2 separate regions of the Mus musculus genome follow, and region 1 is linked to region 2. Evidence: chromatin loops called from intact Hi-C (ENCODE). Cell type or tissue: left cerebral cortex. All regions are shown on one strand. Links, peaks and the distances in the headings refer to the core of each region. The heading gives the core; the rest is flanking DNA. Region 1 overlaps Sim2 (single-minded family bHLH transcription factor 2). Region 2 overlaps Hlcs (holocarboxylase synthetase (biotin- [propriony-Coenzyme A-carboxylase (ATP-hydrolysing)] ligase)).

What was found. Peaks named below come from ENCODE experiments on the same cell type or tissue, not always from the same donor. Only the 100,000 strongest peaks of a DNase experiment are listed, where the experiment ranks them.
Region 1: it touches region 2 in a loop (2.3-fold over the local background); 4 of 42 quality-filtered maps call a loop at or near these places.

The regions. Positions count from the first base shown.
Region 1 is chr16:94,119,013-94,134,535 of GRCm38, forward strand. Sim2 (single-minded family bHLH transcription factor 2) reads left to right here. Exons shown (of 11, transcript NM_011377.2): 8 at 2,136-2,283; 9 at 3,591-3,759; 10 at 4,153-4,564; 11 at 6,486-8,020. The coding sequence ends at 6,880. It overlaps Hlcs (holocarboxylase synthetase (biotin- [propriony-Coenzyme A-carboxylase (ATP-hydrolysing)] ligase)), which reads right to left. Exons shown (of 11, transcript NM_001360045.1): 10 at 13,989-14,202; 11 at 10,294-12,953. The coding sequence ends at 12,782. Among named protein-coding and RNA genes, the nearest start is that of Sim2, 42 kb to the left of the region's middle. In left cerebral cortex, for the core only: a CTCF peak has its summit at 6,757; DNase peaks (open chromatin) are centred at 2,949, 4,436, 6,218 and 6,427; H3K4me3 peaks cover 867 bases.
Region 2 is chr16:94,242,926-94,258,448 of GRCm38, forward strand. All of the region lies in intron 5 of Hlcs (holocarboxylase synthetase (biotin- [propriony-Coenzyme A-carboxylase (ATP-hydrolysing)] ligase)), which reads right to left. It also overlaps the pseudogene Gm6363. Among named protein-coding and RNA genes, the nearest start is that of Hlcs, 40 kb to the right of the region's middle. In left cerebral cortex, for the core only: no CTCF peak of the experiment used is centred there; DNase peaks (open chromatin) are centred at 7,917, 8,225 and 11,189; H3K27ac peaks cover 468 bases.

The sequences.
Region 1 (15,523 bases), core at 2,845-10,844, 130 kb before region 2:
ACTTATTTCTGCCGCCTCTCCTCTTTCCTCGGTGTCCAGTCACCAATCGCAGTCAAGCATTTCGGTGTCTGCACAGAGCTCCTCAGTCTCAACCTCCCCCCCCCCCCAACATGCAGGCTCTCCAAAGAAGCTTTTGGTCTTTAAACAGAATTGCAGCGAATCTTCCCTGCACACTGGTCTGTTTACATCGTGCGTAATTCCTGCATACCCTGTCCCTCAAGTGAAGTCCAGGGAGCCACCAGTCAGACTGCTTTCTAGAGTTCTGAGTCACCCGCCACCAGGCCCAGGCCAGGCCCCCACCACCAATCAGCTGGCTGGCATTCCCTGCCACCCTTTGAACCATTTTCTGTGGGTTTTAGAGCGTTTACAATTGCAGCTGAAACCTTTATGTGACTGCCCAACACTGCCAGTCTTTCCAGAAGTGGCTGCTCTGTCTCCTTTATTCCTGCCCTTCCTCTTTTGGAGCCGGTGGCCACCCATGGGCTCTGGCCCTATGGATTTGCCTACTGTGAGCATCTCACATAAACGGCCCCACACAGTCCCTTCATTTCTTTCTGAGTGTCTGCTGGAGGGCACCTGCCTTTGAGTCAAGGAGTCGAGGGAGTGCTTGCTTAGTGCTTGCTTTTATGGTTACTCTTTGGAGGTTTGTACATGTTCTTCTGGAGCACAGCTTTTAGGTCTGAGTGCTCTGAGTAACCATCATGAAGTCTTTCTGTGTATTTAAGTGTTCATGTGTGCACGTGTGTGTGTGTGTGTATGTGACACACGCTAGTTCCATCACAGCCTCAGCTCCTTTGGCCTTCTCTGGTCTCTGCTCAGGTGGTTTCTGGTAGGGCCCCAGGAAAAGAGCAGGAAAGTTCTAGAGCATGAGCTTGTGTGTGTGTGTATGTGTCTCTGTGTGTGTGTGTGTGTGAGTGTACGTGTGTGTGTGTGTAGGTGTGTCTCTGTGTGTTTGTGTCTGTGTCTCTGTGTGTGTGAGTGTATGTGTGTGTGTGAGTGTATGTGTGTGTGTGAGTGTGTGTGTCTCTGTATGTCTGTGTGTGTGTGTCTGTGTATGTGTCTCTGTGTGTCTGTGTGTGTGTCTGTATGTGTGTGTGTATGTGACTCTGTGTGTCTCTCTGTGTGTGTGTCTGTGTGTATGTGTCTCTGTGTGTCTCTCTGTGTGTGTCTCTGTGTGTGTCTCTGTGTGTGTCTGTGTGTGTGAGTATGTCTCTGTGTCTCTGTGTCTCTGTGTGTGTGTGTTTGTGTATGTGTCTCTGTGTGTGTGTGTGTGTGTGTGTGTGTGTGTGTGTGTGTGTAATAGCTGCCATGCTTTTGCTTAGCTCTCCGCTCTCCACTGGCCACCCGCAGCTCCTGGCATTTTCCTTTCTCCCAGGCTTCCCTTCATCTGCCTACCTGAGGTCTGCAAGGGGAGTAGTGACAGTTTATGGGCACCTAGTGGCTTTGGGGGACTGCTCTGCTGCCCAGAATGTGCACCCATGCATAGAAGGTGGGCTCATGGGCCCAATTTTCAGGAGCTGTGTCACCAAGTGGAAGGCTTTCTTACACGAGCAACACAGGAAATTAACAGCCAGAGAGAAAAACGGGTAATTGGGAAGAAAATATAAACAGCACTTGAGGACAGAGCTTGGGTTCTCTGTGAACACACACAGCCCGGCAGATGGCAAATGTCATGCCAATCTGACACTTGGTCAGATGCACTAAAATTAGAGCTCTGTTTAAACAACTAAGTCCCTCTGCCCATAAAGGTTGGGGGGATTAAAACATAATTGGGGGCACTTGGATACTAAAAAGTTAATCAGGTCTTTCCACTCTGTAGGTACCGGTGCTGTCTGGGGGCTTTTTCCTCCTGTGAAAGTAGTGACTGTTAATTCAGGGCTCTTAACAAGAGGGGAGGGACCACTCCAGGGACTGTGCAAAGTTGTAGGTGACATTCCTTCGTGTGTGTGTGTGTGTGTGTGTGTGTGTGTGTGTGTGTGTGTGTGTGTGGTGTACACTCACACATGTGCAAGTTTGTATGGTGAAAGCCCACCCACTGTTAAGAGTCCTTCCTTTGCCCTGGAAGGCTCTGTGTGTGTCAAGGGGTAGGACAGGACCTTCAGAGCTCCAGGATTCATGTCACCTTGTGCTTACAGTGCTGGTGAAGGGCCAGGTCACCACCAAATACTACCGGCTGCTGTCCAAGCTGGGCGGCTGGGTCTGGGTGCAGAGCTACGCCACCGTGGTGCACAACAGCCGCTCCTCCCGGCCTCACTGCATCGTGAGTGTCAATTATGTTCTCACGTAAGTCAGCCACATTTGTTTCTCTCCTTGCTCTCTCCTCCGTCCCTGTCACAATGCTCCAAGAAGTGTCCCCTCCCATTCCTCATTCTCTGGACGGTTTACCTCCCTTTTTGTTTTACAATCTGTTTATAATCTGGTAGATTGGGAGCTCCCAACCACTAACGTGTGCCAGGGAGTGGCAGCAAGGATGATGGGGGAGCCTCACAGGATTATAGCTTATTAGATCCTGAGACTGAGCCCGAGAGAGGGGCCCGGGAAGGGACAGAGTGCAAAGAGGGTGGGTATATGTCCTGTGTCAGTCACATACATATCTGTGCTTCTGCCCTCAGGAACAGGCGCTCTCTCCCATTTTTCTGTCTTCTCACATATTCTGTTACCAGTGTGGTCGAATATTTGGTGCCTGAAAGACCCCAGATTTTACTGAAAAAAAATTGTTTTGGGACAGAGTCATATCATTAGTTGACGCTAGCTTCTATCTCACGACTCCCCCCATCAGCCTCCCAAGTACTGGGATTTCAGGAATAGGCCACCAAAAGACTCAGATGCAGTTATGTGTAAGTCCACTAGAAGTCACAGGCAAACCTTCCTGGAACACGGCTCAGCGTGAGCAGTGGTTGATACACTTGCCTCTCAGCCCTGCTTCTGCCAATGAAGGGCCCTCCTTTGCATCCTGAGCACTGAGGATTCAGACCCCAAGTTCTTTCACAGAGCGATCGCCAGGCTACTGTGCGTTTTAGGAGGAATGATCTGGCAAAACCACACGGGGGAAAATGCCTCTGTTCCTTCATTACACTAGCCAGGCCTGGCAGCATCTAGCAGTAGCTCTCCCTTTGGGAGTGTGACGTTGCCAAGTTGAGTCTGCAGGCTCGACAGGAGTCCATGTGAAAGTAGGCAAGGCTAGGAGCTGGCTCCCCACAGGTCCATCCCACCAGGCTTCTGGGTCCCCCAACAGAGAAGCCTCAGGTGCACAAACCAGTAGGGGTCGTGAGGGTCATGGGGGTTGCCACCTATGCCTTGTTAGCATGTCCACCCCTTGCCGTGGTCAAGAGCGGCCTTGGGTTGTGTATGTGGACTGAATGGGTTTGGAGAAAGCATATTACAATCCCCCCATTCTTGCCAAACAGTACTAACCTTGCTCAGAACTCACAGTCACCACACTGGAGCTGCTGGTGGCCTCTGTCAGGACCATGTGTCCTTCCATAAGAGATGCTCTGGGACTGGAGGAGAAGCTTGCTCGGGGATGCAGCTCTTCCTCCACGAATGAGGAAGTCATGCATGGGCGTGACTTGCCCACTCTTGCCTTTCAGGGATGTTGAATACAAGGAACTTCAGCTGTCTCTGGACCAGGTATCCACCTCTAAGTCCCAGGAGTCCTGGAGAACCACCTTGTCTACCTCACAAGAAACTAGGAAATCAGCTAAACCCAAAAACACAAAGATGAAGACAAAGCTGAGAACCAACCCATATCCCCCACAGGTAACACGAACACAGGGCAAGATAGCATCTCTCTGGGGACTCAGGACACCTGGGCATGAACTATGAACAAGGGATGTCCTTGCAGAGAGAGAAAAGGTCCCACAAACAGCTCGGAGGATAAGCATATGCTACCTCATTTGGCTTATGGTAATATCAAAATGAAACTTCTCCTCTCAAAGTGTCATTAATAAGCTCTGGGAAGTGGGAAGTGGCAAGGGTCCACAACCATCTGGTATGTGGTCATCTTGGAGAATAAATTCTTTCCACTCAGGGACTTTGCAGTAACACTAGGGTCAGGCCAGCCCCAGCACGAAGGGCTGGGCCCCTCAACCTCTGGTGTGACTAGGAGGTAGCTTACCCTTGGACTCTCCTCTGTCTTCCCTTACCGTGCAGCAATACAGCTCCTTCCAAATGGACAAACTGGAGTGCAGCCAGGTGGGAAACTGGAGAACTAGTCCCCCCACAAATGCTGTGGCTCCCCCGGAACAGCAGCTCCATTCAGAAGCCAGCGACCTTTTATATGGGCCGCCCTACAGCCTCCCCTTCTCCTACCATTATGGACACTTCCCATTGGACTCTCACGTCTTCAGCAGCAAGAAGCCAGGATTGCCCGCCAAGTTCGGGCAGCCCCAAGGATCCCCGTGTGAGGTGGCACGCTTCTTCCTGAGCACACTGCCAGCCAGCAGCGAATGCCAGTGGCACTGTGCCAACTCTCTAGTGCCCAGCAGCTCATCGCCAGCTAAAAACCTTTCTGAGCCTTCTCCTGTGAATGCTGCCCGGCATGGTCTTGTGCCAAACTATGAAGGTAGGTCCCATTTACAGGAGGGGAAGGGCAGGGGTTCAGCCTCAGTAGCAGTGGGTGGTGGATGGAAAAAGAATCCTCATGCTTTGGGCAAACTGGCCTCTTCTGCTTCTAAGCTGGGATTTCTGTGCTTCCTACTGCCCATCATGGTTTCATGGGCGTGAGTTACATATAACAAGAACACCGGAGATGGCATAAACAGCAGAGAGAAGCTGAGTGCCCAGTCCCCATATAAGTTCTGGCTTTATTCGTGACCTCACAGGGAGGCAAAAGTGATTTTCCAAACCAGCTCCCATGTTTGACCACGCTCCAGCGGCATCCTTGAGGTGCCTTTTCGCCGTTCCTCAGAGTGAATGGCAGATGTTAGTTCTCTTCCCAGACCGGTTCTCAAACTACAGAAAACAAATGAAGAAATGCCCGGCCTTGGGGACAGAAGCCATGAACAGAGAACAATTAGCACCCTCAAGCCTCTGCTTTTCTCTCTGTGAAATGGGACCACAGCCGATGTAGGGAGCCTACTTGACATACTCTAGGTGCCTGCTAGTTCTGCAGGAACTGCTAATATGGGAGTAAATGTCACACTTGGATGCTATGGCTTAGGAAAAAGTGTCACTAGCCTTTATAAAGTAGCTCCCTGAAGTGTGTGCCCCCGCATACAATCATGTCTCAGTACATGCCCCCACACTCCCATGTAACACAATCATCTCTCCTTCTCTCCTCTCTTTCCCTCGCTTTGCCTCTCTGGCTTTGCTTTCTGTGCAAACTCTGAGGCTATGACTCCATATTGTGATCAGTCTACAGTTTGTGGGCAAATCTGAGCAGAGGGACAATTATGGGAGAAATCGGGCCTTTGTGGACACAAGGAGAACATTGTTTTCAAAAGCAGACAATTTAGAGGAGACCCACCAGTCACTGGGGCCCGCCCTGCCTTGGCGCCAGCCTGGCCCCACAGCTATGATCCCACCCTTGAGATGGTTGGATCCCCATCTCATCTGTGCAAGGGTCCTTCACAGTCAAGAAAGAAAAGGGGAAAGACCCTGCAAACATCCGTGTGAGCCAGACTTATTTCTCTGTATCTGAGGACTGGCCAATGATATAACACACAGAATCCGGCTTTTATTACTATTTTAAAGCAAAAATGGTTGGCAGCCGCCTGCTTGTCACATTTGATAAGACGGGCCTCAGGGAAGGACTGAAGGTGCTAATTTGAGGCAATTTGTGAGCAACTTACTAGTCTTTGGTATTAAATGAAAACAACGGCTTCATGGGAAAGCTCGGGGGAGTTACTTGAATGGGCACAGTTAATACTTTTAATTATGGGCCTACTAAACAGCACAGGGTGGTTGCCACCCAACCCCACCCCCACCGTATTGAGAGATTAGTAAAATGGGTAGACTTGGTGCTGTAAAGAAGAGTTGCTTGGCTTCGATTCTGCGGCTGTCCACTAGCTCCGCGCGGCTTAAAGCATCTTTTAATATTGATGACACACTGGAGTATTTGGATCTGTTGCGTTAAGCGTGTTACTCAGAATGAATCCCACCTGTTCCTCTAAAGCTCCCAGCATGTTTCCAACAATGTGCGCTGGCCTGGAATGCACAAGGGGTGGCACGGACCAACGGAGGAGGACTAACGATGGAGGGCGCGTGTGGTAGTGTGTGATGGAGGATCCCATGACTCTGTGCGTGATGGAGCAGGACCTCGTCGCACTGCAAGAGTGAGGGCGCGTGTAGCTCAATGCAGGACCGAGGAGGACCCTGTGGCTTTCTGTGAACCTGGCACGAGCGTCTCTGTGCAAGGCCACCGGCGTCTGTGGCTGGGCAGGGTTGAGGGTGCGTGTGGCTCAGTGCAGAGCAGAGGATGGACACGTTTCTGAGTGGGCGGCTTCCTCCCCTACAATCCTCTCTTTTGTCTCTTGTCCCCGCAGCGCCCTCCGCAGCCGCGCGCAGGTTCTGCGAGGACCCCGCGCCCCCAAGCTTCCCGAGCTGCGGCCACTACCGCGAGGAGCCGGCGCTGGGCCCTGCCAAGGCGCCTCGCCAGGCGTCCCGGGACGCAGCCCGGCTGGCGCTGGCCCGAGCGCCCCCCGAGTGCTGCGCGCCGCCCGCCCCCGAGCCGCAGGCGCCGGCGCAGTTGCCCTTCGTGCTGCTCAACTACCACCGCGTGCTGGCGCGCCGCGGGCCTCTGGGGAGCGCTGCGCCCGGAGCCCCCGAGGCGGCCGGCTCGCTGAGGCCCCGACACCCAGGCCCCGTCGCCGCCTCTGCGCCCGGCGCGCCCCGACCGCATTACCTGGGCGCCTCGGTCATCATCACCAACGGCAGGTGACCCGCCAGGGCCAGTCCCGCTCGGCAGGGCGGCCCTCAGGGAGAAGCCATAGGCCAGGCCTTCTCTGGTTCCTCTTTCACCCCCAAGGTCCAGCAGATGGAGGGGCGAACTGTATATGCACGATATAAATTAATTTATACAGAGACAACTATTTTAATAGAACTCCGCAGCCGACTTTTAGATTTTTACCGTAGATGCTGGTGTAGAGGGTTGGGACGCAGTTGGGAAATGGGGAGAAGGGACTGCCCATTCCTGTCCAAGGGCCGGTTTTCATGGGGCTGAGCATCCAGGTGTCAATCTGTGACCTCAAACTACCGTCTCCAGGGATCTTGGTTTCCTCACCATGAAGCCAATCAAGCCGAGGTCCAATAATGGGAATTCAAGACATTGCATACAGCTTGGCAGACAGATGCCACTTTAAGACCCTCACTCCCCCCCCCCCCGAGCCCCCCTCTGTGGTCCTCTGTTCCCGAGGGGTACAGACAGGGTGGAAAGTCCCTTCAGAGTCCTTTTGGACACTTGTAAACGCAGAATGTTATCCTTGTAAGTCCCACGTGCAGACAACAGTTTCTGCTGTCTTTGAACTCATGCATCTCATTTTTAAATTTAATCCTTTTAAAAATACAAAAGCCAACAAGGAGAGGCTAAGGAGGCAGACGTGCAAGCCTATTGTGTGCATGCACACGGGTGTGCTTCCGAAGCACACTAACAAGCTCGCTCATAACCGAGCCCTTAGGAACTCTGGTTGACACAAGTTGCACCTTCAAAATATGAAGTAGGCATTAAATGCAAAAACGATATATATAGCCAGGCATGTTAGAGAATGGCCCTGTCAAGCACCTCCCTGGCAGCATCCCTCCAGCCCGCACAGATTTGCTAGTCCTACGCTTGTGTTTGCTTGCGATTAGGAACTCTTAAAGCTAGTTAAACTGCATGTGCAATACGGAAACCAGAACGGACTGCACCTTGTGGAAGAAAAACATGCTTAAGGGATGTATTGAAAGCGGTGTATACATTTAAGCGTTTTCTACGTAGCAAGAGCTTCATACGAACATGTTGTGTGTAACAGGTGAATGGAGATCCTTTTTATAAACTTACCAGCAGTGTTTAAAAATAAATTTCCATTACTTTTGTTTCACATTTATGGTTTATTTATGGCTGTATGCATTTTTTTCTTTTGGGGTCACTAGGGCTGGGGGTGTGACTCAGTGGTCCTCTGCTTGCCTGGCAGGCAGGAGATGCTGGTTTGAACATGAGTATGGAAAGAAAAAGAGAAAATCACTATTCAAAAATTTTCTCATTGCTTTGACCTAGACATCTGCCCTGACCAATAAATATCTGCTTTGGTTGTCACCTTTCAATTTCTCTACACAGGAAATATTGTATCCATTTACTTTAAAACATGTAGATTACATGGGCCTGGCAGTGGTGGAGTATGCCTTTAATCTCAGCACGTGGGGGGCAGAGGCAGGAGGATCTCTGTGAGTTGCAGGACAGCCAGGGCTACACTGTGAAAGCCTGTATGGAAAAGCCAGCCAACCCACAACAAGCCCCACCCCCCCCCTTTACTTTAGGAAACTCTTCCCACCTATATAGAAAGGTTCCACATTAAAACAAAACAAAATGAAAACAAAAAACCCACTGTTGGTATCAGGGCCTCTGAAACCTGTGACATCATAGGTGGGACCTACACACCTGTTGCCAAGTCAACAGCCACCATATTCCCAGAATCCACGTGGCTCACCTTCCACCTTTATCTGTGATTACATTATTATCCAGCTATAAAGAAAGGCCCCCTTGATCTCTCTTCCCCCCTTCTCTTTCTGCCGCCACCTTGCCCCTCTCTCTCCCAATAAACCTCACATGGGACTGTTTGGCCTGTGTGGTCCTTCAGAAGCCGTGTGATGGTCAAGATCATAACACCCACAACTAATCCGTCTAGAATCAATGGCCCGGAGAACTCTCAAAGTGTAAACTTCAGCCTGCTTTCTGTGTCACTTAGTGAGGACCCTGTTTATTCCCTATAGTGTTGGCAAGGTTAGGACCAACAGTGTATGTGGAAGGTACTGGGTCATGGGATAGTGGCTCTCAGCACTCGATGCTCTCAGCGTCTGCACATGACAAGCCAAGCTTTTATGCTCACGAGTCTCATGGTTCTTGGAAGGTCTATGTTTGATCTGTGGGCATTAGCACCAACATTTTTCAATGAAGTTCCACTTATCTGCTCTTGTGCCAACCTGTATCCACAAGGCACAAACCCTGAAGGAGGTTAATGGGAAAGGTTTTTAGCGTGTGTGTATGGGGTAGGGGATGGGGAGAATGACCCTGTTATAGATTTACAAATGATAGCATAAACAAATATAAGGGAGTCTGTGTGTTTCTAAAAATTAAAATGTCTATTAGTAAACATTTCTTTATTTGGATAAACCACCAGTTTTCATAGTTGACAATAGGAAGGATGATTCCTCGGAGAGCTAAACTGGCTTCCAGAGGTTATGGACTCAGACAAGGTTGCCAAGCAGTTACCATGGCAACCTAATTACTGTTATGCTCATCCCCAAGGTTTTGCCCTGGTATCTTTTCTCAACTTTGTGAAGCTTTAATAATGATGTGCTTTCTTTCACAAAACAACAACAACAACAACAACATCATTACTGTGGGCCCTATCAAAGATGGAGCATGTTGACACAAATGCCAGATCAAATGGACTTGACGCCTAAGCCAATTCAAGCCTTGGACCCTGAACAGGGCCTCCTAGGGAAAGGAATTCCTTTATGTTCTTGGAAGCCCCTTTCTAGACAAGCCATTCCACTCATACCTCTGCAGAGCCAGGAAGGGGTGGAAGGGCCTGGTTCCCCACCCTGCCCCCACTCCCTCACCCTTTCAGAAGCCCAGGGCTTCCAGTAAAGCAGTTCTGGCAGCCTATGGGTTACCTGCAGCACATGACTCAGGCTGATCCCAAACCCAGGCAAGATACCATTAAAACCCTCAGGACGAAAAGTATCTTTAATGAAAGTCGATCAGTTCTCACAACGGAAACACCCGTAAAGAACAGAGTCTCCGAGCGCTCATCTTGGTTAAAAGATTTGGTTGTACTTAGAGCCTTTATGGACTTTTTTTCCCCCACTAGTAAGATCTCCTTTCACCAAAAATACATAAAAATTCACAAAGTACCAGGTTCCTGAATTCTTACACGTGATCTTTGTTATAAAAGCATGTTTAAATATCAAATAAAAACAGTGTAATCAGAAGCTACTGGCCATTCTCAATGAGCCCAGGGTAAAGCAAGAATGGACTGCAGCCACAGTGAAAATCCTAAGTTTATTTTGGTAGAATTACTTTATAGGCATGGGTTTATAGTAATACTTTTTCAGAGATGATTCTTTGAAAAGCTAAAAAATAAAAAAAGTAGCAAAGGTTTACATTTTTGTTTATTTCAAAGATGCATAGAGATGAACCAGGAATGAGGTTGCCCCGTTGCTGGCATGTCAGGGTAGCAAAGCCGCTCACTGCTTCAGCTGAGTTGTGTGAGACCCAGTGCTTGCTTACCTGTGCCTTCCAACACCCAGGGGTAGATATGCAAGCAGGTTAACACTAGGAGTAACCTGCTTACGGCAAATACAGAGTCGGGGTTAGGTGGCCACGTCTCCAGATTAGGAGGCATCGAGGTTAGGAGACTTGTAAAGTTCTTGGAGGTCCTGGGACACTGAGAGTGTGAATACCCTCGCATGTGGCGGGTACAGTGGCAGCCTTCACACGCCCCATCGGCAGAAATGCTCTCTACGATGTGAAATCTGAAGTCTTTGGTTCATGTGAGGCCAAGTCAGGCCAGTGGGGAATGCAGCTTCAGTGCTTCAGGCTGTGCTGTCTCTCGAGACAAGGAGTGTCCTGTCTGCATACGCAAGAATACCCCCAAACAGTGTAACTACCCCAGGGCCAATCAGCATGCCCAGAACATCTCTGTCTGCTCTGACATGACCACACTTCATTAGTTTTAACTTACAGAAAGGAAATTAAATGATAACATTTTTTTCCCCAAAGTAGAACTATCCAGAATAGGCCTTCAGCTTAAAATAAAACATAGCATGTTTTTCATTAAATAATCCCCCATAGAAATTTCAAATGTAATGATGGCGGTTCTGAGAGATGAACAGCCTTATATTACAAAGTCTGAGAAATGAACCTTTGCAACAGCCAGCTTGGAGATCTTCATTCTTGATGATATTTTACAGATGCTCTCGCTCTCTCTCTCTCTCTCTCTCTCTCTCTCTCTCTCTCTCTCTCTTGGGCCTGTCACTTTATAATTTGGGGTGGCGTACAGTTTTATTTAAACTCGCATGAATTTAAAAAAATAGCGGAACTAAATTTTATATATGTATCTTTTTCTTTTTTTGAGAAAAACATTAGTCAAAGTCTTATTTGCAAGAAAAGTTACTTTCAAGTTCCTTTAGTGTCACAGCCCCTCAAACACACGTCAGGTTGGTATAGTTCACCCTGTTATTTATTTATTTTATTTTTTGCTTCAAATGGGGCTGACTCTGCTAGGCTGAGGGTGAGTGGATTCTATGCCGAAGACCTCTGGTTTCTGGAGTTGGCCCTGACTACAGAAGCTGGATAAAGATGGTACTCGTTTATGACGAGGATCTTGCTCTAAGCGAAGCGATCTGTTCCGTCCGCCCACTTCAGTGGAAGTGGCAGGAAGCAGGAGGGCAGACAGGAACTAGTTCTTTCAGGCTGGGCAGCGATGGGTATGATTCACAAGCTCCACAGAGACGGGAGGTACACGGGAAAGCACGGAGCACATCTGGAAACGCAAGCCCAGAAAGGCTTCCTCTCCTTTGTTCTTCCACGGAGACGTTTTAGCACATCAAGTTTTGAACATCTTCTTTTAAAGACACACACACACACACACACACACACACACACACACGCAAAATCAGGCATGCTCTGCACGCACATACGTCTCTCCAAACTGATGGCATTTTTGTGTCAGTCTCTCTCTCTCTCCTTCCTGACATTATGAAATTGGGGGCAGAAAGTCATGACTTACAATACAGTGCTGCACTCGGCCCTGCTTGGGGACACAAGCTTATGGGGATGTGGCATTCTAACAGAGCCTGCAACTGATCAGCTTAAAAGCTCCAAGAATCCTCCCTTGTGTGGGCAAGAGGGTGAGCCCACGTCTCCATCAGCCTGGGCAAGCCTTTGTCTCTAAGGAAGCTGCCATCATGGCTTAAACATCTAAAACCTGACACATCTGATCCTGGAAAGGAGATAACGCTGGTTAGCAGCATTTCTGTGGCCATCCTTCAGTCCTGTGTTCCAGGCTACTACAAGAAGCCCAACTTGACAAAGGAAACCAGCAACAACCCTACGTGCAGGTCAACACTTGTGTGTTCTGGGACAGCAGTGAGCATGCCCCTGAGCTGTGGGCATTCACTGTTTCAACAGCAGAGGGCTAAAGGCCTTCACTCCTTGGGATATATTTGTACTATCTCAGCGCTATTCCTAACCCCTTGCTTCTCATTTCCCTCCCAGTACACACAAATCCAAGCCCACATGGGGAAGAGCACTTCTATACCTCACAAGGCAAACTAAACTCCTAGGCTAAACTGACCCTTCTTCGCCTGTGAGTCAATCCTCACCAGATGCACCTTCAAACACCCAGTAAAACCACATATATGTGTCCCAAATCCCGGGGTGGGGAGGGGGTGGGGGCAGGGAACCCACAACCTGAAGAATTAACAACTGGCCTCTAACTCTGCATTAGCTTCCCAGGCCCTAGGCAGGCAGAGACAACAGTTATGCAAGCGGAGTGCGCCTGCTCAGTGCTCCCAGGAGATCCCAGGAGCAGCTTCCCTGTTGCAGTAGATCCAAGCTGTCTGGGGACACAGGAAGGTGTTACTGTCGCTTGGGCACGATGAGGTTTCTCAGCATGTCGAAGGAGTTGCCATCTGGATGCACCGTCACAACCCCACCATCCTCTTGGTGGACCTGCAGGAACCCGGAGTCATCAAGGCCCACAATAGATGCCTGTGGCCCCTCCGTGCTGCCCAGGCGGACTTGCTGACCACTGAAAATGAAGCACACCAACACCGGGGTCACGGGAGGCAACGGAAGGCTGGGACATCTTGCTCGGTGACTTCCCATTACAAGGGGACTAGGGTCCTGGCGACAGGCTAAGGCTTACAATGGTGACCTCGGACCTTCTTTGTCCCTGTGAAATGCCCTAATACTTACTTGGGCAGCCACAGGGCCAGGCTGGGGCTTCTGAGTACTGGATGACAGTAATTCTGACCCCACTGCTGGTGATTTGTGCCTCCTCTCACCCAGAGTACTCTTAACTGGATGTGCTAAGAGACAGGAAAGTGGAGAGGAACACCAAGAAGGCAGGGGAGATGAGAGGGGGCACTGGGGGCCAATGAATATGGCCAAATTACGTTGCAAACATGTGAGATGTCATAACCCAAATTCATCACTTTTCCAATCAATCTGTGCTAGCTAAAATGGAGAAAGGAAAGAGTTTACTACAAAGGGACAGGCAAGGTGGCTCAGTAGGTGAGGCGCCTGCTCCGCCTGGTGACCTGGGTCCAAGGGTCCAATCCTTGGAACCTGTGTAAAAATGGGAAGAGGAGCACTAACGCCATGAAGCTGTCCCACCTTCTTGTAAGTTCATGTTGAAAGGGTAGAGGCTCATCTTACACACTGTGGCTCTCACACCTCAGCTGCAGAGGATGCTGGGAACGAGTGTCAGCAGGTAGGGCTAGCCTCAGCCCCCTGAGTGTAGATTTATTAGATGCTGGGTGCGGGTGGGGCTGCCATTGTCCCATGGGGATCCCACTTTGAGATGAAGAAGGATCTACCTCTCAGCCGTGTCTGCCTCCTCATAGGTCACACTAAAGTGATTTCAGCTCGTCCTAGTGTCACAGTCTTCCCAGCTCACCCTCCCAGGATCCTGGTCCCTCTTACTCCCGCTAGGCCGACTTAGGCTTTGTCCTCGCTGGGCTTTTCCATCAGAGTTAAGAAATAAACTATCAGACCGGAATGTTAAGAAACTCAAGTGCTAACTTTAAGTAATTTTAAAAGAACGAGGAGAGGGGGCACTGACCCGTGCACCCAGTATTTATAATAGAGGGGAAGAACGCCGTCGGGCCCTTGGTCCTGAAACCTGTCGATCAGTTTCTCCAGCACGGTCACGGCTCTGGCTATGAGACAGTCCGCTCGCAGGGGCTTCAGGCCCGCCCCGTGCTGCTTATTGTGTTCTTCGATGAGGTCGTTGATACAAATGGTAGGATTACTGTTCGTCACATTGAATCCACAGCCTGGGGAAAAAACAAATTAAAAATAAGCACCTTGACATTATCAAGGATTCTCAACCCCCCTAATGCCATGAGCCTTTAATCCAGTTTCTCATGCTGTGGTGACTTCCAACCATAGAGTTATTTTGTTGCTACTTCACAACTGTAATTCTGCTACTGTTATGAATCATAGTGCAAATATCTGATACGCGGGGTACCTGATATGTGGCCCACAGAGAGGTCTCGACTAACAGGTTGGGAACTGCTGTTCTAGAGAAAGGTACAGATTCTCCCAGCATTCATCCATTCAAAGTCTGAGGGAAGATAATGCTATCAATTACCATCAACGTGGACTATGTCTTTTCAGAAGCCAGAACACTGATGCTAACCCTGAAACCTGTCCTTCTGGACTCCCCAACCTCCCAAAACTTTAAGACTATAACACAAGCCCCACACTCAGCCAATACCAGAGTGACACCTGACCTTTAGCTTCCAGAAGCGATCCACTGGCCTCAGTACCGGTGCATGCTGGGCAGAATCTGTACCTAGGACAGTTGCTCACTTAAATGAGGGGTGTGGAGCTTTAGGGGCATGGGGCAGCTGGCCGAGAAAACGCTGCCGGTTACAGCAGGATTGGAAACATACGGCCTCGTGTTCTTCAGCTGGCACTGGAGATGCGATCCCACGGTTCTGTCTGTTGCTGACTTCTGAGTGACAGGTGGGCTCTCCTGGGAATTAGGGGAGCTTGGTGGTTGGATGCCAGGGTCCTAAAAACTTCTGAAACTGCCTGCAGCCTCCTCCTGGATGTGCAGAGGTGAAGTGGGCAGGGGCTATATCTTACTTTGACTGGCAAGGGGGTTTTGTTCGTTTAAGGCTATGTTTCACAGCTAAGCACGCAAGGCCAGCTGCGGACATGTCGTAGATACTGTTCCAGTTTCACGTCTGTTACTGTAGTAAATATCCCAGCAAGAAAGCAGAGGATGGTGCAGCCACACTGGGCTGGGCTTTCCCGCCTCAGTTAACATAATTAAGACAATTCCCCACAAAGACGTTTACCAACCTGATCTGGATGGCCCCTCGTCCATTCTACAGGGGCCAAGTAGACAGTTAAGCTAACCGCCCCAGACATCACCCTATTGCTTATTATAAGATGGCAAAGTATTTGCTTCAGCCATACTCAAGTTCCGTGAGCAGCAGACTCGAGGAGAGACATCTGTTAGGTGTGATACCAATCTGGCAGTTTCCACGGCCCCAGCCAGACAGGGGCTGCTGAGCCCTTGAAGTGCTCTCCGCTCATCCGGTCCCCTCTGTATCACCTCACACTCTATAGCTGCAAGACTAGAAA
Region 2 (15,523 bases), core at 4,441-12,440:
CTCTGCCTGTCTTCCATAACCTCTATGGTTTCAATATTGCCATACTTTTCAAAGTAGTCTCTCAGGTTATATTCTTCCGTATCCTCTTTAATACCACCAACAAAAATTTTCTTCACCGTTAAATGGGCACCAGGCTTTACAGAATCCTCTCTAGAAACAGCTCTCTTTGGTTCCACCACACGCCCATCAACCCTGTGTGGCCGAGCACACATTGCAGCATCCACCTCTTCAACACAAGAGTAGGTCACAAAACCAAAGCCTCTGGAACGTTTTGTTTGGGGATCTCTCATTACCACACAGTCTGTAAGTGTGCCCCATTTCTCAAAATGTTCTCTTAAGCTATCATCTGTGGTTTCAAAGCTCAGACCACCAATAAACAGCTTCCTCAGCTGCTCTGGTTCCTTTGGATCATGGCCCTCCATTTTGAGACCGGACTCGCCTCTTCCAACTCGAGTTCAATATGGGACCTGGTCGTGGTGTCTTATCACAGCGACAGAACGGTAACTCAAACTGCCACCGTCTCCAAAGCACCTGGCCCTCCCAAGCACTGCTCTAGGTAATGCAAACCAGAGGACGTCACTGTGTGCCTCGGACCTCCCACCGGACAGAAAAGATCGCCTAAGAAAGCCAAGGTGGTCGTCCTGTGCCCCCACTGAAAGCAGCCAGAGGAGAGCTCCACTCAGCAGGGTGTGCTAGCGCCATGAGAGAGGCAGAGGCAGGTGGGTCTCTGTGAGTTTGAAGCCAGCCTGCTCTACAGAGTGAGTTCCAGGACAGGGAGGGTTATATAAAGACTCTGGAAGGCAGGGAAGGGGGGAGAAGGAGAGAGGGGGGGGGAGAGAGGGAGTGGGGGAGACTGAGAACTAACTCCAGGTAACCAGGTAAAACCAGATTCTTGGCTTTGCCACTGAAAATTCAGGACAAGTCAGTAGTGAGCAGAGTTGAAGTTTATTAAAATCAATAGTTTGTGCCTGTTTGCACATAATATGCATGTACATTATAAAATGTGTGTGTTTGTGTATGTGACTGTGACACACGTTTGCCACAGCAGACGCTTGAAGACAGCCCCTTGTCCTTCTACTCCATCTGGGACAGGATCTCTTGTTTGACACATACCAGGCTGGCTGGCCCTGCAAACTCCCAGCACCCTCTGGTGTCTGCCTCTCACCTCACTACAGGAAGACAACACTAGATTACATGGACTCTGGGATTTGAGCCCAGGCCCTCAATTTGCACAGCAGGAATTTTATGCATGGAGCCATCTCCCCACCTCTGAGAGACCTGTTTAACATATAAGAAAAGGAGTTATTAGAAAGATGTTCTGAGAGAAAGCGAGGCATGTCCAAGAATAGTCACAGTGTGCACCTGGCAGGACTCCAGTTCACGAGGTAAAGCTAGAAGACCTGGGATGTAAGAAGTCAGAGACTCTCCACCTTAAGCAAAGCCTATTCGTGAGTTGCCTATAAAACATCCGAGGGAGGAGTGGGCCTTTGCTAGGGGCCATATACAGTGGGGCCTGAAACCTCTTTCCAATTAACACTCTTGTGCATGCCTTTGAAAGTGATGGGGGAAGGGGAGGGGACCTACTGTATCCTCCAGCACCTTTGGCCTTATGCCCTCAAGGCAGGGTGTCTCCCTGACCCCAGACCTCACTGTGTCTGACTGGGGGTGGCCCCAGGATCTCCTTATCTCTGCTACAGAGTGCTGGGGTTACAGGCCAGTGAAGCCACATGCAGAAGTTTTGTCTGTGTGTTTGTTTTAAGATTTTATTATTTTCGTGTGTTTGAGTGTTTCAACAGTTGTGAGCCACCCTGTAGATGCTGGGAACCAAACTCAGGTCCTCTGTAAAAGTAGTAAGCGCACTTAGTCACAGAGCTACCCACAGCCCCTGCACCCGGGTTTTGCTAGTACTTGGGACCCAAACCACCAGGTCCCCACGCTTCCAAAGCAAACGCTCTTGCTCACTGAGTCACCTCCTGTGTGTGTGTGTGTGTGTGTGTGTGTGTGTGTGTGTGTGTGTGTAGGCCAGAGAAAAGCTTACAGGAGTGAGTCCATTCTCTTTCAGCTAGGTGAGTCTTTGGGATCACAGTTGGTCAGGCTTGGCAGCAAGCCCCTTTACCCACTGAGCCCTCTTGTCAGCCTCCCAGCTATGTTGGTACTCTTCACAGCAAATGTTGGCTCTCAGCTCGCCAGGGGCTTTAGACTCCGGGGGGGGGGGGGGCTGGAGGGGAGTACTCCTCTCCCTCCCCACGCCACCATAACATCCCACCTGTCCAACCTGCCTCACAATCACACAGGCAACAAGTGGCAGAGCTGGAACTTGATGCCATGAAACCAAATCCACCTGCCCCGGAATTCTTGCTCTTATTCCTCCCCACGGTCTCCAGCAATGGCCCCCCGCCTTACTCAGGTCCAAGTAACACAGACTATTATGGCCTGCTAACAGTGCCCCAGACAGATGCAAACTCTGGCAAGTGCAAGTTGGGGGTAGTGATAATACAGGGGTGCAGCTTGGAGCTCAGTACGAGGAACTTCAATCTGAAGCTTGGATTCGCCATCTCCCTGCTGCTTCTATTCTGACAGATGACATCTCTCACACAGAACAAAGTTTATCGCGTAGCAGAGTTACTCCTGGCCTCACGGCGATCCGGTTTGGGCAGGATATAGTGCGTTCAGAATGTCCAATAAAGATCTCTTCACGGAAGTGTGGGCAGAGTTGAAAGAATCAGAGTGAGGGGCAATGAGGCACCCGGGGCCCACAGGACGGGAGGAGCAAACGGGAAGAGCCTCTCATTGGGGCTACGAGCACACGGAACACAGAACAGCCTCACAATGGAACCCACCAGAGGTGGGCGCGGGAGGACCCCGACCCTCGGACAGTGCAGAGGGTGAGGGAGGACTGGGCGCTGACTGGGGAGGGTACTCACAGACCAGGCCTGGCTTCTGTCCCTGCTGCCATCTGCCTTTCTGCACACTCTGATCCTCTCTGCCAGAACCTAGGCCAAACTGGAACAGGAACTCTGCGACTCTTAGCTACCTTTCCGTTGTGTCCAAACACAATGAGATAAAGCCGACGGGCTTATGGAAGGAATGGTGGATTTGAGAGGTGGTGGGATTTGAGCGGGTAGTTTCTCCTGGCTGGGAGGCACAACAGTGGGAGCGGTGGCCAGAACAGGAAGCTGAGAGCTCACGCCCTCAACTGTGGGCACGAGACAGAGAGAGGGAACTGAGAGTGAGGTTAGGCAGCGACTCCGAGACCACCCCCTGGTGACTACACCCCTGCAGTAAAGCCACACCCCTGAAGAAACACCCTGAGTCCCCAAGGGTGAGACCAGGGGACACACCTCATTTAAACCACCACAGTCTACTATACACACCACCTGTGAGATGAATCTGAGGGGCGTGCTCCTCCCCATCTCCATCCACACCAGTGCCTCTGCGAAGTAGGCACTCAGTATGTGTCCAGTAAAGTGATAGCCTGGCTCAGTTGTAGTAAAAGGCCCTAGATTTACTACTTTCTACCCCTCCACCACCCCCAACCCTTCCCCCACCGACCCCCACCACCCTGCCAACTAGTGAAGACCACAAAGGGCTTGAGGGGAAACAGTAACAGGAGAAATGAATAAGTCATTTCTAACGAGGCTGGTTTTATGGGCCTCACACCTCCTCCGGGCCAACCAGGCTAGTTCTAGGAGCACAGGGAAGGGGAGGGCTCCTAGACAAAGGGAGGCTTTAGGCAGGAATCAGGCGCTGCCCTTACAACAAGAGGGGTGGACTTCCACTCACAGGACTCCTGGGTTTGGGTCGGCATCCGCAGGAGTCTCCAAGGCCTTCATTAGCCGTGCCTTATGCGAAACGCCCGCCATTTGTCAGAGTCCAACACAAACCAACTTCTGACAGTTTGGGGAATGTGAAGGGGGCAAAGCCAAGGAAACCATGCCTGGGGTGCCAGTTGGAAAAGCCTGCTCAGCTCTCCCGGAAGTGGACTCACCTGGCCTCTTCGTACTTCCTGCTATGGTCTGGGTGTATCCCACAAGTTCCTAGTCATGGCTCAAATTCCATAATGCAGCAGTGTTGGGGAGTGGGGACTTGTGAACAGTGCTTGGGTCACAGGGAATCGAGGAGCCCAAGTGTGGATGACTGCCCCCACCTTCTTCAGAGGTTGGATGGGTCGCCCGCCTGACAGCCCACTCTCACAGAGCAGTTCATCCCGTATGTTTCACTTCCTCCACAGATATCTGCTGCATGGTATGGTCTGCTGGTGGCATGTACCCCAGAAGCTCACATTTGTACATTTAGTCCCCTGGTGGAAGCGCTACAGGAGCTGGGAGCCTTCAACCAGGGGCCGGTCTTCCAGGTCGGACCTACCTCTGCTCCTGGTCCAGCCAGGCTAGGCAGGAGCTCAAGCATGCAAACACTGCCCTCCGCCACTGAGCTGCTCTGACATGAGGAATCCACAATCCAAAGCAGAACCCCTTTGCTTACTTACACCCCCTCTGTTGGGTGCTCTGTCCCATGATGGCTTCTGCTGGTCACCACCAGCTGAGACACCGCCTCTGCATCTAGGATATACTCAGTCCCACCATTTTTCATGTGCCTGTCTTCTGTCTGCCTGGCCTGGCATTCTCTGGAGCCAGGGGGTAGTTGTCACTGGACATGGGGGGATCAGATGAACTGACCTGCCACCAACCAACTATAAAGTCAAGTGAACACGGCTTGTGCTAGACCTCCAGGTCTCTGTTTTCATTAGGTTGTTGTTGTTGTTGTCTGTGGTTTTTGTTTGCTTGTCTGGATTTGGTTTGATTTTGGGGACAGGGTTTCTCTATGTAGCTCTGATTGTCCTGAAATACCCAGGGCCACTTGGGAGCTAATGTCACTCTCTGACAACCCTAGAAGTAAGTCCTAAAAGATGCTGCCTACCCTGGAAGGAAACGAAGAGGGCTCAGAACCGTTTTCCTTATTAGTAATAACACAAGCATCTTTTAAAAATAAAAGGTTCAGCTCGGGAGATGGCTCTGTCAGTAAAATGCTTACCATGAAGGGATGGGGACCTGAGTTTAATACCCAAGGACCTGAAAAAGTTGATATGTCAGTCCAGGTCATAATATCAGCAACATAGTAGGGAGGGAGAGCCGATGCATCCTTGAGCTCACGGGCCAACCTGTGCTGAATCAATACGCTCCCGAGTCAGTGAGATCCTGTCTCAGAAACAAAGATGGGAAGATCTACGCAAGCCCTCCATGTTGACCCTTGGTGTACAGCCTCATGCCCATATGCATGAACCGATCCACGCACACACATAGCATGCTCACGCATGCATGCATATACATGCACACACACATACAGACAGGCATGCAAGCACGCTTGCAGCCCTTTTTATCAGCAAACTGTCAATACTAGTGACCTTGACTGAAGGTTTAAGTGTGGCCTAAAAGTTCTCCTTGTCCTTTTACTTTTCCAGAACAAAAAATGTGGATTGAACATTCTTCTAGAAGAATCTCTAAGGCCACGTCTGTCACTAGCCAAAGATGTGGCCCTCTTTTAAAAAAAAAAAAATCCAAACAGCTGAATGTAGTGGTTCCCATGAAAGGCTGAGGCAGGAAAGTGCGGCTGTTAAAGCCAGCCCAATGGACAAAATGAGACCGTAGTTGGAAAAACAAAACAAAACAAAACCAAACCTTTTCCATCCCCCAAATCAAAACACAGCTAGAACACATTCGGGCATTTTGCATTTAGTTGAATCTGATGGTGCCCCTCACCTCACTCCCTTGCTGTCTGCTGAGGCCATGCCAGAGTGAGAAGCATTTGAGAGGCTTCTCGACTGCAGAATTCCACCGTCACGGAGCAGTCCAAAGACAGGCAGGCCACGCAGGCCCCGGTGCGTTTGTGAAGCTTCTCGGTGTGAGGGACCGGGGTATTCGGAAGAGCTCACTGGCAGGGATTGCAAAGCACACAAGTCCTAATCTTGGGACTTGAATCCTGTCCAGATTCTACGTAATCGCTGGGCTGCAGCCTGAGTATGAGTGGCGACTGCAGGCTGCCTGGTGAGACCTGAGTTTTGAAACCAGGAATGGTAGCTTAACAAAATTTACGGGTTGTAGAAAAAGTCACCAGCCTCTGAGGAGGTGAGCTCAGCCTCACCCTTCTGACAGCTGCCCCGGGTGGCCGGTTTTGGTGAGAAGTGTTGGCTCTCATGCCGGAAAGCTTTGACCTCCCCTTCTTAAGGAAGGCCGCTACAGGCAGACAGACCATTCCAGGTAAAAACTGGGGGTGACCAGGGAAGCAGGAAAAACCCAAACGAAGGTGTGGCTTTGAGTAAGTGACCACCCCATTTGTTTAAAAAATAAAAACAGTAAAAGTCCTATCTTTCAAAAGTAGAAGGACCCGAGGCGCGTGGGGCTCTGGTCTCCACCGCAGCATCGCAAGCAACATGTGCGCATGCGCAAGCACCACATGTGCTCATGCGCAAGCGTGCACACGTGTACAAAGAGTAAATGGAATTGAGTTGTGCATATTCGAGGTATATGCACACATCTGTGTGAGTGCACGCTGCCTATGCCTGGGCCTGTGGAGGCCAGAGCTCAGCTTCTGGTGTCTTCTATTATTCTTTACCTTGGTGTTGGAGACAGGGTCTCCTCAGTGAACCTGGAGTTAAGTTAGTGGTTCTCAGCCTTCCTAAGGAATGCGGCCCTTTAATACGGTTCCTCATGTTGTCTTGAATGAGAATTACTTTCGTTGCTACCTCATAACTGTGATCTTGCTACTGTTATGAATCATAATGTAAATAGCTGTGTTTTCCAATGGTCTTTGAAAGGGGTTGCGACCCACAGGTTGAGAACCATTGAGTTAAAGTTATTAGACTGGCCAGAGCCCTCCAGGACTCTGCACCCCAGTAATATCTGGCTTTTTATACGGGTTCGGGGTCTCCAGACTTCCAATGACAAAGCAAGCACTTTACCCCTGAGACATCTTCCAACCCTGAGGGTCTATAAAGTCAGACGCGCACAAAGGATTTTACTTTTCCGCCTCTCTACATAGAACTACAGTCTACCGACTTCTGCATTCTAAACTTAGGTAGTCTTTCCTACAACATAAAGACTGCATCTCAGGGCAGAAACTTGTAGAAGGCGCTGCTCGCGCAGAGCAAACAAGCACTCAGCACCGTGAGGTCTTCAGAGTCACATTGTGAGATATAAACAGAAGAATCGGAGGCCAACGGAATGCAAGGCAGGGAGTATAAAGGAGCAGAAGTAGTCGCTTCTCTTCTTCCAACAGTGCCGCTCCGCTCGGCAGAGAACAATCTGGAAACAATCGGCTGGCCAGCAGCTGCTCTCATCAACAAACTGTTTATTGTAACAAAGTGGCTGGGTCAAAGGCTGAACATCAACCTGAAACTGAAAGCAGAGTACAACCCAATACTTGCTAAGGAAACGGGGTCTCCTCACGGGGAAAGCAGAGGCGAGAAGCTCACACTCGAGTTCGTTCTGAAAGGGCCAGAGTGGGGATAAACCTATGCAGCTCAGCTCAGCTCGCCTGTTGTTCTGTGAGGCCACAGCTATTTACTGCTGCCTCCAGAAGGGCCTTGGAAGAGACAGCACCTCTCCCTGTCTCCACCAACCCCGGGTTATAATGGCTTCCCATTTGCTCCCTCTCTCGTCTGTCTCTCAGCCGCCTCAGCAGTTTATGCACGGTGCCTAAGCAAGCAAGACAGCCTGCTCTTCAGTGTGTCTAAACAGGAGCTAGAGGGGAGAACACTGGAAAACAGCCCTCTGTCAGGGATGACAGAGTGACCTCTTAGCAACATTTTCAAACAGGGGTGTTATCTCTTTAGAAGCGTATACTGAAATACTCACAAGGAGAGCCAAAACAATAGCTGGGATTTGGTTTGGAATCATTGCATGGAAGGCGTGGGTGTGGACAGATGGACTCTGACTGGCTGTAGGTGGACTCGGAGAAGCGTGACAAGTAGAGCACTGTGAGGGCTCTACTTTTGCTAACGTGCACAGTTCAGCAGTGGCTCAGAGAAAAGAATGTTTTCTTGGTTTTTGCTATAGGAAAGTTTTGAGTTATCAAAACAAATATATGAGCCCCGTCAAGTATGGATAGACATGTTCCATGCTGGTGCCCAGTGCCCGCTGGACACTCTCTGAGAGATGTCTGAGCAGAGCCGTGACTCTCTACCCAGCGCTGGAAAAGCGGAAGGGATATGCCACATTTTCTCGGCGCGTCCACAGCCCAGTTGTCAGAACCAGATGCAGAATGAGAACCAGCAGATGGTACTGAAAAAGGCCTGGAAACATTACTCAGAGGTAGAGCAGGTGCCCGGCATAGACACAGAGACAGATGGACAGAAAGACAGACAGACAAGCATGCATGCACATACACACTCACACGGACAATTTTTTATGGCAAACATGAATTTGCATCAGAGATCACCTCCCTAGGACTAAATTCACTGCACCGTGGAACAGGCAAACAGGCAGTAAGAAAACCTAATATCAAGTAACGGGGACAACAGAAAGCACAGTCTTTGAAAATGTAATTTTGTTTGAAAATCTGGGACTAGTTTAGACCGTAATGATAATTCTTAAAGTAAAGATAAATTAATTTGAGACAATGCTTGACATTTAAAAGAAAAAGGAAAATATTCTTTAATTGTGTTTAAATTAAGCGCTGATGGGTCTCCAGTCAGGATCTGTTCCAGTATAAAGCTGAAAGTGGCAATAATTATGGTTTGAGGACAGGATGCATCCCAGGGAATTGGTTTGGCTTTGGAGGGCAGAGGGAGGGGGTGAGGGGTGTTTTTAAGCCTGAGAGTTTTCCTCTGCAGGCACACATAAAGCTGAGTTGGAGCCCCAGCAACACAGACGTAAATTCATTCACACACGTGTGCACACTTGGGACTTTTAGTCTAACTGCTTTGCCAATTGCATCATAAACACCTCAGGGCATGGGGAAAGGATGTGGAGGGCATCTCGTCTCTCGTCTTCTGACAGAGAGGGACGACTCTGGGGTTTTGGTGACCGTCTTTTACGAAGGCATCTCCTATGAGAGACTCAGAGTGAAGAACCCGCAGCGCTAGGCCTATGCCCGACACCATGGAAAGAAAACGTTCCAGAGAAGAATCTTCAGAGTTATAGACTTTGGACTTTTAAATATTGTAGACTCAGAGGCTGCAGGAAAAGAGACAAGCACCAGCCATGCATCAAGGTTGCCGACAAGAATACTCTCGTTAACCCAACTTGACACTTTCAGGCAAGGAGATTTAACTATGCCCCTTGTGCCCTCCAAAAGTTAACCACCATTTTTAGAATATGAAACCACTGTCTGGTACATCTTTTAAAAGTTATATTTGCTTATCTGTAGAAATTACAAATGGGAAGGGGAAGCTGATTAAACACACGATATACACATCCGCAGGGAATCCTGTAAATATGTACAACTTCCACATTTTTATTAATTAGTTAAATTTTTTTATTTGTAAGGAACTGAGAAGGGAATAGGTGAGGCCATCCTCTCAGCTTTCTCTGAGAATTTTACTCTTTTATTATTATGGCTTCTAGTTTTAATTTTCTAAACTTTCACTTGTGTGTAGAGGGTAAACTTATTTAATATTTTTTAAAGTTCAGGCTGAAATAAGCCTTAGCCTTAGTTTGCAACGCTGACACACAGAGTGGCCCTCCTCCTGTCCTTACAGACAGGTGATAACTTGCACCTTCACAAACATTTAGAATTTAAATGTCCTGTGCTAAAGCTCGCCTTCACCGTTCCCTCTCTCAGGCAAATGCACACAAAAGAGACTCACACACACACACACACACACACACACACAAACACACACACACAGCACCCCTTACACTGTGACCCTTTGTGAGTCACAGGGAGAGGTGTGACTTCCCTTGGTGTCAGAGGTCTCCAGATATTCCAACAGCATCTCCTTATCCTCGGGGTCAAAGAAGTGCTTCACAGAGACAGGCTGTCCCTCGGGGATCTTATTTTCAGTACAGTTTTAGCTACAGGAGACACACGTTTAAATGGATACATGCACATGCGCACGGCTAACATGAGAAAGTGAAACACTACCAACAGCAATTAAAGCAAATCTTCTAATGGCTGTGCCATTTTCACCTATAAAAGCCATGTTCCTCGGGAGATAAAAATGAGGCACAAACTCTAAAATTGTGTTATGCGGGATACTCTCCCTTATGACCAGTTGGAGCCGGCACTGTAGTCTTTAACTCCAGTATACCCCTCTTCTTCATTGACACATTAAATCTGTATACATTTATAGTGAACAACATGATACCTGACCTGTGTCAGCTATAGATGGGAGTTCTGACCAGCCTTCCTCTGATTACATTACCAAATGCTGAAGGAAGGGAACTTCACGTACTCCCAGCAGGAGCCTAGAAACACAGCCCCCAAACCCTCAGTGCACACAATCTTACACCCACCCACCCCCCAGCCCCCACCCCCACCCCCCGGTGGTAGGACTGAGCAATGGAAGGTCTGCCCAGAATGTATGCTCCGTCTGTAGTAAGTGCCTGGTGGACATACAGACAGGCAGACTAACCTTGGTGGAGTTCCCTGATTTCCTAAGGAAGCCAGAGAAAGGTGCCAGAAGGACCCAGACCAACTGCAGCACCCTGACCCTCTCTGCTGAGGCTTGCCCCCCACCCAGGTACAGCGTCAAGGCTGGCCTGATTGTTTTGAATTTTCATGTTTGTCCAAGATGCCAGCTCTGCCATCAGAGCAACATCCAAATTACTAGCATGGACAGAAAGAGCACGTGATATTCACTCTAATGCATACATTTTCCAAGTGGCCATCAGGTCCCAGATACTCACATTCCTGCACTGACAGGAATTCCTGGCCACAGGGCCAGGCCTTGCCAGTTACCATGGGTGCCTACCACCGGCCACCTTGAATCCAGGTCTCACCTCTGCACCTGATCACAGGGCCTTTTGATGGTGCCCCCTAACCCAGTACCAGTGTGGGCTATCTCCTAGGGATGTGTCTGTCGGACCTGAGAGAGAAAATTCTGCTGGTAAGAACGTTCCGAGATTTAGTAGAAACGGCTTCAGTCGGCTTCCCAGGAGGTAACGAACGGCACAATGCAAACCCGCTCACACATGGCAGCTATTAGGGAGCTAGTGTAGGAGACAGAAAGCATTTGCTCTTGGAGGATTTTTTTATTCCAAATGAGCCTGCTTCCCATCCACAAATCTGTGACTGCATAAACGCTGGATATAAATAGTCTATGGAAACAGAGCCGCCCTTCCTAGCCACGGCGTAACCGTGAGCAAGCGGCTGCAGAGCTGCGTGGACCTCCACCAACCCCTCCAGATCCTACCGTAAAAAAAAAAAAAAAAAAAGTCGGCTCAGAGAAAACCAAAATCATGCGCTGAAACTCAGCAAGGCCTGGCCGGGAAGCAACAGGAGCCGCGTTTGTCTTGTGGGCATCTCCTTCTCCCGTGAGCAGTTCTCTCCTGCCTGATGTTTGCCCTCCAGTGTGGACCCCGAAGGCAGCTTTGGAACATGCTTGTGAGAACAAGATCCACACACAAAGGCAGGTCACCCAGTAGCTCAAAGGCTCCTCGCAAAAACAGCCTGTAAAAAGGAGACTGAGGACAACACCCCGTGAATTCCGCTTTTTGCATTTCGGAGTTAAAAGGGATTGTGTGGCCTTTACACGGGCATTGTACTTGATAACAGGAAGTCAGTCAAAATGAACAAAAAAAAAAAAAAATTCCAGTATTGGTGGGGAGAGAAAGAAGAAAAGAGAGAAAGGTATATGAAAGGCCCTTGAAAACATTCGCAGCTATAAAAGCTTTTAAATGTTGGCTTTAATCTGCCAGCTGCTCTGGGCTGTTCTGTAAAGCAGCCGCCACAAGACCTCAGCAGACGCACGCACACCAGGAGCCACCCAGTGCACCTGGGACCCCGACTTTCTCTCCGATTTGGATCTCCAAAGAAATATTTCTTTAACTGTATTTTAAAGTATTGCTAGAAGTTTGTCCCTTATTTAAGATTCAGAACTAGGCCTAAAGGCCACAGGAGGGAGGGGAGGGCTCCATGTCAAAACTGTGCTTAAAAAAAAAAAAAAAATCTGTCAGGTAGAGATTTTTTTTTTCTTAAATGGAATATTGAAATTTAAAAAGCAACAACACTAGGCACTTTAGGCTCCAAACAGCTAGTTCACAACCTGGGAAGACAGCTCGGCGAGCACAACACTGGCAGGGTGCAGTGGAGAGGCAGTAGCTCTAATGCAGGGGATGCAGCCAGGGGGTCCCTGGAGCTATTAGGCAGCTAGGCTAGCCGAAACATGGGGAGAGCCATGTTCAGGGAGAGACCCTGTCTCCCAACAACAACAACATTACCATTGCATAGAGAAGTGATTGCAGACAGACAGATCTCGGTCAGTCCCTGGCTGCCCCACACGCTTGCCAGGTTAATGCAGCCATACTTGCATATATCACCCCGCAACACAGTTTTGTTTTTAAATACTAAGAAGAAAGAACCCAACTTTCAGGCTGAGGACACAGCTCGGTAATACAATAGTGAGGCCCTGGGTTTGATTCCCACCTAAGTAAATAAGTAAATGAAAGCTCAGGTTCCCCATGCCAGGGATGGACGGATGGATGGACGGGCAGGCAGGCAGGCAGGCAGGCAGGCAGGCAGGCAGGCAGGCACCTCATCCTGCCTATTGGGGAGTCCAGATGAGACCATGAAGCACATTAAGAAGACGCGGTTAGCCAAAAAGCATGTCATCAAGATAAGAAATGACTGTGTCTCCCAAACTGCCCCAGCACCTGGCCCACCCTCATTAGCTCCCAAATATTTGCTGAATGAAGTGGCCAGTGCAGACAGAAGGGAGGTCCCGCATGGAATGACTTAGTCTACATTCTGTCATAAAGCAACAAGACCAGAAGAGAAGCTTGCAGTTCGTGACAGCTATGTGTTAAAACACCACACTAAACACCTTCAATGTGAGCAATTGAAAATGAATTTTCAGGAAGGGATTCCCTGGGCAGAAAGGCCACACTAAGGGCTTTCTGATACATCTACAAATATAAAAAACGATTCTCACCAACAACAGCCAATCACCAACAGGAGCTGGGGTCTGAGGAAGGGAATAGAGTTTCTTTGTTTATGATCTTGGGTTGAATCAAAATGGAATATTGTAACCCTTTTCTGTCTTTAAGCATGTACTGATTCATGCCACGACTCCCACAGCACCGACATCACACACACACACACACACACACACACACACCACCAGCACCACCACCACAATCATGACTCTACCCAGCTGCTTTATCAACAAACTCAGTTGTCGCTTCTTGTTATGGTTACATCTTGATCCCAAGGGCAAGTAACTGGACGCCCTCAAAGAGCTCCTGCCAAGCAGGAGTCCAGCGGGAGTCTCCCAGGTCACCTACACATCACTGCGCCCAGCCTCGTGCACACCTAAGAAAGCAAAACAAAAACAAAAACAAAACAAAACAAACAAACAAAAAAATGTGTGTGTGCTCCCTAACTGAGTGGGAAGCCAGGCCGGGGGAAATCTGCAAACAGCCTGGGTTCCTCACAGCAATGGCAGTTCCCCTTGCTAGAGGTGGGGGGTTCCTCAGAGAAGTGGCAGCCCCCCTGGCTAGAGGTGGGGGTTCCTCAAAGCAATGGCAGCTTCCCTTGCTAGAGGTGGGGGTTCCTCAGAGCAATGGCAGCCCCCCTGGCTAGAGGTGAGGCGTCCATGCTCTTCTGCATCCTCTGGCCACCCGGGAAACATCAACATGTCACACGGACAGGGATGGTATGAGATGGAAGGTGGGGGTGGCTCTAAATCCCAGCTGGCCTAGCCGTTCCACAGGAGCCGCCAGAGACTCCAGTGTGTCCTCCTCCTTGTTGCCCTCCCTCGGACAGAGATTAGAAGGCAGGGGAACAAGACAGTTTTCACTGAAAAAAGAAGTCTGCTTTTATTTATAAAATTATTATCTTTTTACATAAAATAAATGTTTAAGTTTTCCTACACAACATCACAGAAATGGGTTCCTTCTCTGTTTTTTCCTTACAAAATGTGTGTCTCCCACGGCATACCCCACAGTGATGCTGCATTCCTGCCAACACTTCTACTGGATGGAGGGCTGACAGGAAGGCCACCATGTAATGCTAGCCCATAATGTATCTTACATCAAGCGTTCGGCCCGTCAGCCTGACCTTCGCTGGCCCCTGTATGGGTTTATTCATGGAGAAGTAGTGCGGAGGGTTCTGGGTCACCCCAGCAGGAACAGGGCTCCAGTCGTGACTAGTCCAGCAACGCCTTCTGCTCACACGGGTGAGCACCAGTGAGGCACCCACACACCAACCCTGGAGCTCACTAGTAAGCCGGGCAGCCATGACTGTGACATGCCACTCACAGGAGTCAAACAGCCCACTGGCAACGCTACACCCCCTAAACCAGCGGTTCCCAACCCTCCCAATGCTGCGACCCTTTAGTATAGTTCCTCATGCTCTGGTGACCCCCAACCATAAAATTATCTCAATGCCGCTTTATAACTGAAGTTTTGCTACTGTCATGAATCAAAATATAAATATCTGATATGGAGGATATTTGCTACCCAGATTGAGGATGACTGCTCCCAATAATTAAGTCAGATGTCAAATTTCAACCAAGTGTCAGAGTCCAAACAATCAGGTTTTAAGTACATGTGAGAGGCTTCCAAAGTTGATGACACACTAGCTTGTTTTTTTACTTATTAATAACTAGCTTGGCTCAATATGAAAGTAACATACATCTATCATAGACAATTTTGAAAAATATAAAGAAAACTTTGAAGTGTTATTAAATTACATTAAGCTTACCACCAGAATGTGTATGTATGTATGTATGTATATATATATATATATATGTATATGTATATGTATATGTATATGTATATATATATACACACACACATATATATGCATTTGTACATGTGTGTATGTTTGTATATAAGTGTGTTTGTGTGTGTATATGTGTTTGTGTATGTATATGTTTGTTTGTGCATGTATGTATATGTATATGTATGTGTATGTGTATACATGTACACGTGCATATGTGTATGTGTATACACGTGTATGTTTTTGTGTGTACATGTGTGTGCATGTGCTTGTGTGTGCATGTGTGTATACGTATGTGTATACACGTGTATATGTTTTTGTGTGTACATGTGTGTGCATGTGCTTGTGTGTGCATGTGTGTATACGTATGTGTATTGTGTGTGCGTATACATGTGCATATGTCTACACACCGTGGCTCTTCCAGTCTTCTTTTAGTGGACCCAGGTACACAGCATGCGGTGTTGTTGGTTTTCAATATACTGGCCTCAGCTGCAGGCCTGACCTTCCACCTGTCCCTGGGAGGATGGATCAGATGTAAAGACCCATGTCGGAAGGAAGGCAGCGTGGCAAGGGAGCCGCCCCTCAGCAGAGCCCTGCTTTGCCCTGCCTTCCCAGTGGTCTCACCAGTCACCATGGTGGGGCTTTA